3 separate regions of the Mus musculus genome follow, and all the other regions are linked to region 2. The links are chromatin contacts, found by Hi-C or POLR2A ChIA-PET in ENCODE. All regions are on one chromosome and are shown on one strand. Each heading gives the region's core, a stretch centred on a gene start or an enhancer-like site at or near the end of the contact. The rest is flanking DNA. Distances are from core to core; before and after follow the strand shown.

What was found. Hi-C counts contacts between places; a loop is a spot of excess contacts on that map. ChIA-PET counts read pairs that join two places held with the same protein, here RNA polymerase II (POLR2A).
Region 1: a loop to region 2 is called in a map of heart, with 3 times the contacts of the local background. The contact joins the enhancer-like site here to the promoter of Klf6 in region 2. A Hi-C loop is called at or near these places in 8 of 37 maps with a recorded cell type or tissue (adrenal gland, gastrocnemius and heart). POLR2A ChIA-PET finds 5 or more read pairs at or near these places in 2 of 5 experiments (Patski and embryonic stem cell).
Region 3: a loop to region 2 is called in a map of heart, with 2.8 times the contacts of the local background. The contact joins the enhancer-like site here to the promoter of Klf6 in region 2. A Hi-C loop is called at or near these places in 2 of 37 maps with a recorded cell type or tissue (T-helper 17 cell and heart). POLR2A ChIA-PET finds 5 or more read pairs at or near these places in 1 of 5 experiments (Patski).

The regions. Positions count from the first base shown.
Region 1 is chr13:5,602,380-5,605,842 of GRCm38, reverse strand. No RefSeq gene overlaps it. Among named protein-coding and RNA genes, the nearest start is that of Gm40661, 51 kb to the right of the region's middle. Within about 2 kb of position 1,447, at least 1 of the 3 ENCODE cell types and tissues checked has a DNase peak (open chromatin) inside an H3K27ac peak, as active enhancers do; it is heart, where a contact is called at or near this core.
Region 2 is chr13:5,860,206-5,863,532 of GRCm38, reverse strand. Klf6 (Kruppel-like factor 6) reads right to left here and starts at 2,044. Exons shown (of 4, transcript NM_011803.2): 1 at 1,691-2,044. The coding sequence starts at 1,894.
Region 3 is chr13:5,518,408-5,521,479 of GRCm38, reverse strand. No RefSeq gene overlaps it. Among named protein-coding and RNA genes, the nearest start is that of Gm40661, 33 kb to the left of the region's middle. Within about 2 kb of position 1,730, at least 1 of the 3 ENCODE cell types and tissues checked has a DNase peak (open chromatin) inside an H3K27ac peak, as active enhancers do.

The sequences.
Region 1 (3,463 bases), core at 198-2,697, 260 kb after region 2:
ATGAACTTCTTAGGTTTTACAACTACCCTGGGAGGTAGGTACATTGCTGGTACTTGCTTTTCAAATAAAAACAATTGTCATGTAAAAGACTGGACACTTTCTCTAATCCATAGAGCAGACTGGCCTGAAACTCACAGAAGACAGAGCTGTTCTTCTCCTTTTGGTCACCACTACACACCAGTCATCTGTGACTTTGGGGTGGGCATCTGTTGTCAGTTTCAATTTTAGTGTGCCTTCTTGAAACTTTTTATTTCTTCTTGGACCACAGTGTAGTGAAAATATGCTGACATACCTTGGTTTGAAAACCTAATCATTACAACAGACTGAAGTCATGTAGTCACAATGTAGTTAGGCAGGGATTAGAAATCTCAAGTTGATTTTACAAATATTAACTCTCACTTCACACATGTATGTGCTCAGGTGGATGAAGAGCAGATATTTGGACCAAACATTGTATGGTCAGCACAGGGATAAGCAAAGTTCTACTTGGTTACAGTGTTGCATAATTCATACAGCCCTGTATATCTGTCTGGTGATGGTAATCTGAAGCAGGACCCAGCTGTCAGAGCTCATGATGGAAACCGGGAATATAAAGTAAAGGTTCTGGTAAGTGTGGCTGCCTGGACCTGGGGGTTATGCTGAGTGTCTGTATACAAGGCCCTGGGCTAAACAAGCAAGTGTAAAGCCCAGGATAAGTTCTGCCTCTGATTATGTCTTCTTGCCTAGAAGCTGTTCTCTAAAAAGCTGACATGACTGCGGTCCTTCCTCCTTATGTTGGAGACTGTGCCTTGGACACTGCACACTACACACTCTAGAATGTGGTAATCTAAGAGAGAAACACGGCTTCTAGCCTAGCCCAGAAATCAGAGATTGAATTTGTAGTCATAGCTCTGTAACAGAGAACTCTCAGTGATGAGGATAGGTGGCGTGATAGAATGCTTCTCAGAAACACTGCGCCCATGTCTCCTTTTCTTGAAAATCCCTGTTCTATGTTTTTGAAGACCCATTTATGCATTTATACTTCCATTCAAGGTGGGAATTTTAGACATGTCTGCAGCCTTTGCTTCATTGCATTTCCTGTGCCACAGCAGTGGCCTAGAATCTATATGGACACCAAGCTACAATGCCAAGGCCAACATGATACTACTCAGTATGGACAGGATAGTTCTTTTTCCTTATCTAATTCCTCACCAGAAAATATTTGCCCAACAAAGTACCCAACGAATCTAAAGACAAGTTTACGTGAAACAAGCTTAAATCTTTATTTGTGCAATGTCTTTAATTCCTCCTTATCTTACTGCAGCCTTCCAATCTTCCTTTAAAACTACTTGAAGCAATGTTTAAGAGAAGCTAACTGCAGGATGCCCAGTCACACTCAGAGCAGGAAAGAGTTCTGTGTGGGTTAAAGAGCTGAAGTCATGGTCACATGGGAATGTCAGGAGCAATTAGCTATTCATGGGCGAGACAAGAACGGAATGTCCCTAAATAGAGGAAATGTTATTCTTAGATTTCAACTGAGAGAAGGAATGTGGAAAGTTATTGACAGGGAAGCTTTAGCATGTGTAACAGGCCTTTATTTTAAAATTGCACACACACAGTTACATTGTTCCTACGTGCAGAAAATGAGATAAATATACACATAGATACAGTCAGACAAATGCAGTCACATATACGCAGAGAGATAGACATGTACATACTCCTACAAATACACAGTCACAGCAGACACACAGAGAGACAAAAACACCCAGAGACAGAGCACTCAGTCAAAGGCAAGTGCATAGTCACACACATACACAGTTATTCAAACACACACAGACAGGGAGAAAGACACATAACCCAGAGATACACATCGAGATATGTGTACATGTTTACACACTATGACAGATATACTCACATAAACATACAGATACAACTCAAATGCACAAACACAGACTTACACACAGATACAAACACACACATTATTCCCCCCACCCCCACACACACTTACACACTGTCCTCCTGATTTTTCTTAGCATAAGTATATGTGGGACATTTTGCACACTTATCGTTCTCCTATGATAGAGCAGTGTTATGGAGACTAGGAGATTGGTTACAACTGTCTTCCATTGTTATAACTCTCTGAAATCCTATCTTTATTTGCAATTTCATTAAATTCAATGAGAACAGCCATTTGCTGTTGATAATTCTAGTGCTGATCCTCAAACGTGTTATTTTAAGTGGTTCATATCCTCCATGTGGGCTTTGAAACATCTGTTCAGACCAGAACATATCAGCAAAAAACATATTTTTTCTTTTCTTAGTCTGAGTCCAGATGGCTACATTTATGTACCATGTACCATAAGTTTCAATTATGTACTGTGATTTAATCTATTTTATTTTTATATCCCTAATAAAACTAATTATTTAAGAAAATAAGGACTCCTAATATATTCATAATGGACTGTGGTGAAAATGAAAGTGCCATGTGTGTGAATGTTTTTGCTAAGACGCCATCCTTAAAAAGGATGTTTCACATTTAGTGTTAAAATAAATCAGTGTGTAAAATCCATAATTAAAGAAAAGTTTAAACATTTCCTTTGAATGGACATGCTAAATGTAAACAAAACCAGCTTCACCAGAATTGCACTTTCTAAGAAGAAAATCATTGAAATTACAAGGGAATAATAACTTAATTAAAATATAATGAGTCATTTATCATAGAAATGTAAAATGAAGTAATGTTTCTCTTTAATCACTCTTTAGACCACAGTGGCCAATGTAAATGAGTACAAATGTGGACTTGGAAGTAACATTGCTTCAACAAGGATGGTTAATTCTATTTCAGAAAAATAATGTTCCAAGCCCCACTGGGATACTCTTACTTTCAAAGTAGGATCACTTTGTCAGTCATTCTGTGTGTGTGTGTGTGGGTGTGGGTGTGTGTGTGTGTGTGTGTGTGTGTGTGTGTGTGTGTGTGTGTGTATGTCTATGTTTTTGTGTTCTTGTGTGTGTGTGTGTGTGTGGGTGTGTGTGGGTGTGTGTGTGTGTGTGTCTATGTTTTTGTGTTCTTATGTGTGTGTGTGCTTGCATGTGTGTGCACATGCCCGTGGAGGCCAGACTTTGCTTATGAGTGTCTTCTTTGATAGCTCTCCATGTTATTTAGCAAACGGGGAATTCCTGACTGAGGCTAGTCCAGCCAGCCTATCCCTGGAAATCTCCATCTCTCTCTCCTAAGTGTTAGGACTTCAAACTTCCAAGTATTCTCTTCTTCAATTTTATACAGATCCAAACTCTTATTTTCATGTTTATACAATACCTCTTTTATCCACTGAGCCAGCTCTACATTTTCTGGATCATTAATGAAATCAACATAGACTGTTATATATTTTTTTCTCAGGAATTCACATAATTACAAATAATGCAAATTTCAGTCATGGTCATCATAATAAGAAATAGTCTCAAAAAAAAAAAAAAAGAACAACAA
Region 2 (3,327 bases), core at 795-3,294:
ATTTTAGGATTCAATTATGTAGGCCCTGATTTTTCACTAGCTTTGCCTGCATGCCCATATAAGGCCGTCTGTGCCTCTGTGTATTCTATTCTACAGACAGAAATTTCGGCACTAAACTGCAACAAAAAAATGTTATCAGGGTACAGACCATCTTGAGCACAGGCTACCAGCAAAAGGGCTAAAGCTTACTAAACAATGTGCCTTCTATCACAGTATACACATCCTAAGTCCCGGCCTCACACAGCAAGCACAAGCAAGCTAAGGAAGAGGGGGTGCCTGTTTTCCATTTCCCCCCAAAATTCGATGTCTGTTACAGTGTGTACAGTATTAGGAATCGAAGCGGCGATACCTATTATTGATGTTCCAAAGAAATGGCGAAGACATTTATGAAGATCTTGTTAAACTTTAATCAACTGGCTAATTTAAAATCGCCAGTATGCTGATGAGCAGTGGGGACCTGATCGAAGCTCTCTGGGAGTTTAAAAGGCTCTGAAGGGGACCAGGAGCCAAGTCTGGCTAGTTGCCCAAATCCCAAATGCCTAAAGGAAACTACTAAGATCAATTTCAATCACGTCCCAGGGAGCAGCTTCTTTGAGGAGGAAAAATGGAGAGGGGGAGAGAAAGGCAGAGAGGATTGTGAACAATTAAGCCGGCATGGGGAGGTTTCAGCCAACACTTCGCTTTTCCTGGGTTTTAAAGCCTGGGAGGTTGTGAAACCGACGGAATTTATTTGATCTGCTAATTCACTTGGAGGAAAAAAAATACCCAGAAGGGTAGAGAGACGGCCACAGAATCATCGTTTTTAAAGACAATGGTGAAAGTGTTTGAGAATATTTTTGCCACTCACAGAATCCTATGACTTAGAAGGGGTAGGGGGTGTTTCTTTTATTCCGGTTGCCCCAAATTCTAGTTCCACTAAAATGCCGGAATTAGAGATTTTTCTTGCCCAAAGTAAGACCCGAAGCAACTAGGAATGGACTCATTGTCATATGACTGACAAGTCACTTGTGTGCAAACAGCACCCCCACACACACACACCCGCCGCGCAGTCAACAAGAAAAGCAGGTAAGAAAAACAAGGCAGGCATACGTGAATGATAAGAAATTATCCAGACGGAAAAGAAACTGCAAATGGCCTTGAATTCAAAAAGAACTACTGCGTTCCGCAAGCAAAATGTTAAGACTTTTAAATTTGGGACATACAAATATCAAAACAAAACCAAAATCCTTAAATCAAATCTTTTGGTAGTCAAGGCAAGCTCGTTCGTATGACAGGGTCCAGCTGTGGAGTTTGGAGCTGGTACAAACCCCAAACTTGTGCCAAGGGCTCAGGTCTGGATCGGTCAGAATAATTTGGGGTCCCCCCCCCCAGGTGTATGCTGCTCGTAAGCTCGGAATTAGCAAAACACGAAAAAAAAATGAAGAAATAAAAACGTAGTGGGAAGGAGAGCTCGCCTTCACACAAATGACAACTCTACTCCTCGCTCCCGAAGGCTCGCTCTACAGTGCCTTCATCATTCCAGGCAGCAGAAGGACATCTTAAGATCATTACTTTATATTTTTAATTAGGCAAATGCTAATCATCATTAAAAAGATGCACTTCCAAGCACACACCATCTTGCCTGCTCCTCCGCGCGACTCCCTCCTCGGCGTACCGGGCAGGTGAAAAAAAAAAAAAAATCCGTATTTACCTGTTGCCAATATTCCTCCAGGGACGGCAGAGCCGAGAAGTAGCCCGTTTCGTGCACAATCTGTAGTTCCTGGAAGATGCTACACATTGGGAGCACATCCATGTCGGGTTGGAAAAGACAGTCCTCGCTGTCGGGAAAACAGGGAGGTGAACGATCAGGAGTCCGAGCAGAAACTGTTCCCGGGAGCGCAGGTGAAAGTTTCATGCAAACTGGATGGCGCTGCAATCGGACGCCGGGTCCGGACCCTCCCGCAGCCCGCAGCGCGCCGAGCCCACGCAATATTTGCAAACAGCGGACTGACTGCAAGCGTAACCCCTGCAAAACTTCCCTATTCAAAGCTCCGCTGCCAGCCTCCCCCCTCCTCCCCCGCTTGGCTCCCCCCTTCTCCCCCCACGTGACCAGCTTGGAGCTCCGCCCCCCACGGTACCCAATCCTGCCGCTCCTGTACCCGGGGCTGCGCGACGATGATGTCAGCTCGCACCAATCGCCGGTGCGGACACACAGCGGCCCCGCCTGGCGTGACCGAGCCTCTTCATTAAAGGCCTCCTTATTGGTGCAATTCGAACTCGGCCTGCGCTGATTGGAAAGACGTCTCACAGGCTATTTTTAGCAGGGTATATAAGGCGAGGGCTACGGCGCACCGAAGGAGTCGGCGCTGGGAGGTGTACAGCCCAACGTTGCAGAAGTGCGGCCGGAGCGGCCGGAGCTGGGGGAGCCTAGCCGGGCAACCGGGCACCTGTCCCCGCCGCCCGGCTGCCCGGTTGCACCTTCTGATCCGGTCACACGGACCGGCACCCCCCAAAAAGACCAAAGATAGCAGACATATTCCCGATCCCCCTCATTTCCTCCCGCTGGGTTCCCGTGTTCCCGGATCCTTCCCTGACCCTCCATTCTCCTTGGTCCCTTGATTTCTCTCTTTGTTCGGAGTCCCCTCCATACTCAGAGATGCAGAGGTGCCCCGGGGTGGGCGCAAACGTGCCCGCAGGTTTCCCTGTGGCGATGGGACAATAAGACCGAACAGCAGGGGGACTTGGTACTCCAGAGTCACTGTGTGGTAGTTTCTGTCTAGGACGGAGGATGACAGGAGCCTGAGACCAAAATACCCCCACTTCTTACGCAGGCAGAGAGGGGGAAACGGTAGAGCATCTCAAAAGCCCCCTACCTGACCAGTGTGTCAAAAACACTCAGTTCTCAGGAATGAATTTTACCCACTCAAAAGTTGAAAATGCAGCTTTTAAGATCGCATCCGTGACCTGGCGCCATGGCCACACTGTACTTGGAGACCTGGACATTCACAGCTTAAAACTCCCCTTTTTCTTGTTGCACAGTTTTAATTCAAAGAAGATGCAGATTTTGCTGCTAATGGGGTTTAAATCTGTTTATCTCGTAGAAGGCAGTCTCGGAGATGTCTCACCAAGGTTAACAGGCTTTCCCATGGATGTGTAAACAATTCAAATTAGGTTGAAGATGACAATTTTTTTCATACAAATTATCTACCAAAGCACACCATGATATCTAAAAAAAAAAAAAAAAAAAACGAGCGACTAAAATTTTTGAATAAAAATCCAATTATAACAACTTCGAATATAATTTTTAATGAATAGTATCCTTTTAAAAGTTGTCAAGTACGTAAAATA
Region 3 (3,072 bases), core at 481-2,980, 340 kb after region 2:
CCAACTTTTCTTCTATGTCTTTGTTTAAAGTTTGAAAGTTTTATGAAATATATCTCTGAAAACCACATTACAGGAATTGAAGGAAATGTTAAAGAAATTTCTCCTATTTTGGGCAAAAGTTGAAAGAGTCAGAGATTGTGACAAGGGACTATGCCAGTAAATGTGTTAATATTAAGGTAGCTTAAACGAGCCAAGAAACCAGGAAACAAAAGCAAAGGTCACAATATAAAATAGAATTTTCTAGAGTCAAAGAGAGACAAGGGGCTTTAGTGTAAAAAAGAAAAAATCTGATTTACTGGTCAAAAAGGAATGAGGCATAGATGGATTATCTTAGATGTTAGCACACCTGGAACAAAGGACATGTCTTCAAAACTGAAGAGGAAGAAGCAGTGGGTCTTGCACTGGTCTCAAAGGAAAACCAGACATATATTCACTCTGGGTTCTCAGAAGCAGGAAGGACAGGTGGAAGTCAGTAGGACTTTGCAGAGTTCTGAAGACAAATCATTCTACAATCTCAATATCAATCAGTTGGGACAGTAAGAGATACTAAATCGCATATGTGGTTGTAAGTGGACACATTTGTTATAAAAATGTCGCAGCTTAAAAGAGTGTAAAAAGTACAAAATGACAGGATATGCAGGAAAGCAGAATAATCCCCACTACAGGAAGTTATCGTTAAGAAAATACCATTGAAACCAAGTCAGACAAAGAATTTACCTGAAGATCAATAGTTGACCTTGAACACATTTAGAACCAAAGAGTAAATGAGATAGAAGGCATCACATATAAGGCTATGTACTCAGTTTCCAGGTATGTAGCACATGATCGAAAATCAACGGGGTGAATATTCAAAGGTGAATGAAAAAGGCTCAAAGAAATTTATGCAAGGCAGAGCAACAGCAATAAACATAGAAGCACAAATTTACGGATGGAATGAGGACACACATCGATTTTGTTAATGAAGAAGAAAGTAGAGTATGAAAGAGCAAGACAGCAAGCAAGAGGGGGTGTGGGGAGGTCATGAAGCCTGATTATCTAAGCTCCATCCTTGGGACTCACATAGCGTGACGTTAGAACTAACTCAGTTTATTTTCTGGCCGTGTGCACAGTAACATACACATCCACATTATACAAACACACACACACATACACACACACACACACACACACACACACACACACACACACACACACTAGATCAATGAATAGTGGAGTAACAAGGGAAGTCATCTCCCACAGTTAATGTATTATTACAAGATCTAGAAGATATACTCCTGAGGACACAGCTCTGCATTTAGCAGAACTAACAGATCTGACATAAGTTCACAAGGGACAGAGACCCTCCCTGATACCTGTATTTTGCAATTGATATGTAGTTACATTATTATCATATATTCAGATAAAAATGTTCAGAATAGTATGTCATTGTCTTTGCTATGCTTGTGAAATTATTAGGTTATTCCAATTTCCTATCTTGCGCTACTGTAGTTAAATAAATATATAATTTTTAAAAAATAGCTTCATAATTGAAAATGGAACAGATTCTTCCAGACTTTAAAGTAATTGACCAGATTTAATTATCAAGTGTGTAACAGCCACACCTGTTGTATCATTTGGATGCCAAGAAGCATCTTGGAAATGTGTGAATACATCTGCTACCATGGCTTGGTAGAAGCTGCTTTGAAACTACAGGATGGTTACATTATTCAGCTTTATGGTCTCCATGGTGAAAGGCAGGGGCTTGGCCTCGAGGTGGTCTGTTCCTTAGAGGCTCTATAGTGCTCACACTGTGATTAAACACCTCCCCTTTCAATCCCAACCACTGGAGCTATAAACACAATATCAAACAAATATAATAATTTAACACATATCAGTGTCTACATGACAAAAATGAAATATCAGTCTTTAGAAAGATCGAGGAGTACCTGCCAATATGTCTAATACATATTTGGCTCCACAGAATTAAAGGCTTATGGATAACTATCTCATGTATGTGTATAGTCTCAGAAATAAGGCAGTACTTGTCAAGCAGAAAGGTATTTTCAGACTTGTGATATAAATCTATGTGTTTTATGAACCATCTGTGCAGGATTGAGAAAATAGCTTAGATACATTCCTCTTGGGCAGCTCTCTAAGGAAGCTTTTGCAAGTCCAGGTGACAGATCTCAAAATAGTTGGAGTCTGTGAATTCTTCTAAGCTGGGTTCTTGCTTTTTGATTGGGGGCTTGTTGACCTCTAGGGGGACATACCTGAGGAATACCCCAGTGACCTGACACCTCTCAGTGTTACTCCTTTAGTGAGTGGGAGGATGATGGGACAGTGCCCACCAGTGATTGTAGGTATTAGGACTTCATTGCTGTCCATTTATGAGATGGGCTATTCTAGATGTGATGAAAAAGTGCTCAGTGGTTAAGAGCTCTTCCTACTCATGTAGAGGATCTAGGTTCAATATCCAGAAGCCAAATCAGGTGGCACAGAACCATAGGTTGCTCCAGTTCCAGGAGATGCAAGTCTTTCTGCTGGATATAGACAAGGAGGAATACACACGTATGCATGCAATAAAATCAATCTTTTAAAAACACGAGTTAAGTGAGTTAAGTAAATGGAATTATTTCAGACTATATGTCTATGTAAGCACATATCTGTGAAGGTACCCTTTCCTGTAAAATTCTACAGACAGTGACTGATCATGATTAAAATTTACCATCGTATAAATAAGGATAAAGGGATATCTTAATATATATACCTTCATATAAAGTGGCAGTTGACTAAACTAATAAGTTCTTTATTTGAAAACTATATTGATTGAATATAGATTTTCAGATTGAAAAAGGATGAGCACACTATATTGAACAACTTTACTTTCCTGACCTCTCTAGTCTAAGAAAAGAATGTTCCTCTTTGTTAAAATGGGGGCAAAAATTATTAGAGGTAACCATAAGAAATGTGATAATACAGGACTCAGCACACTCTTCAGAAGTGATAAGACTACACTTGCTCTGGTGTCACATTTAGCCTCTGGTGCTTTTGGTCTTTTTATAAATTCACTGTGGCTAGCTCTCATTTTCCAGC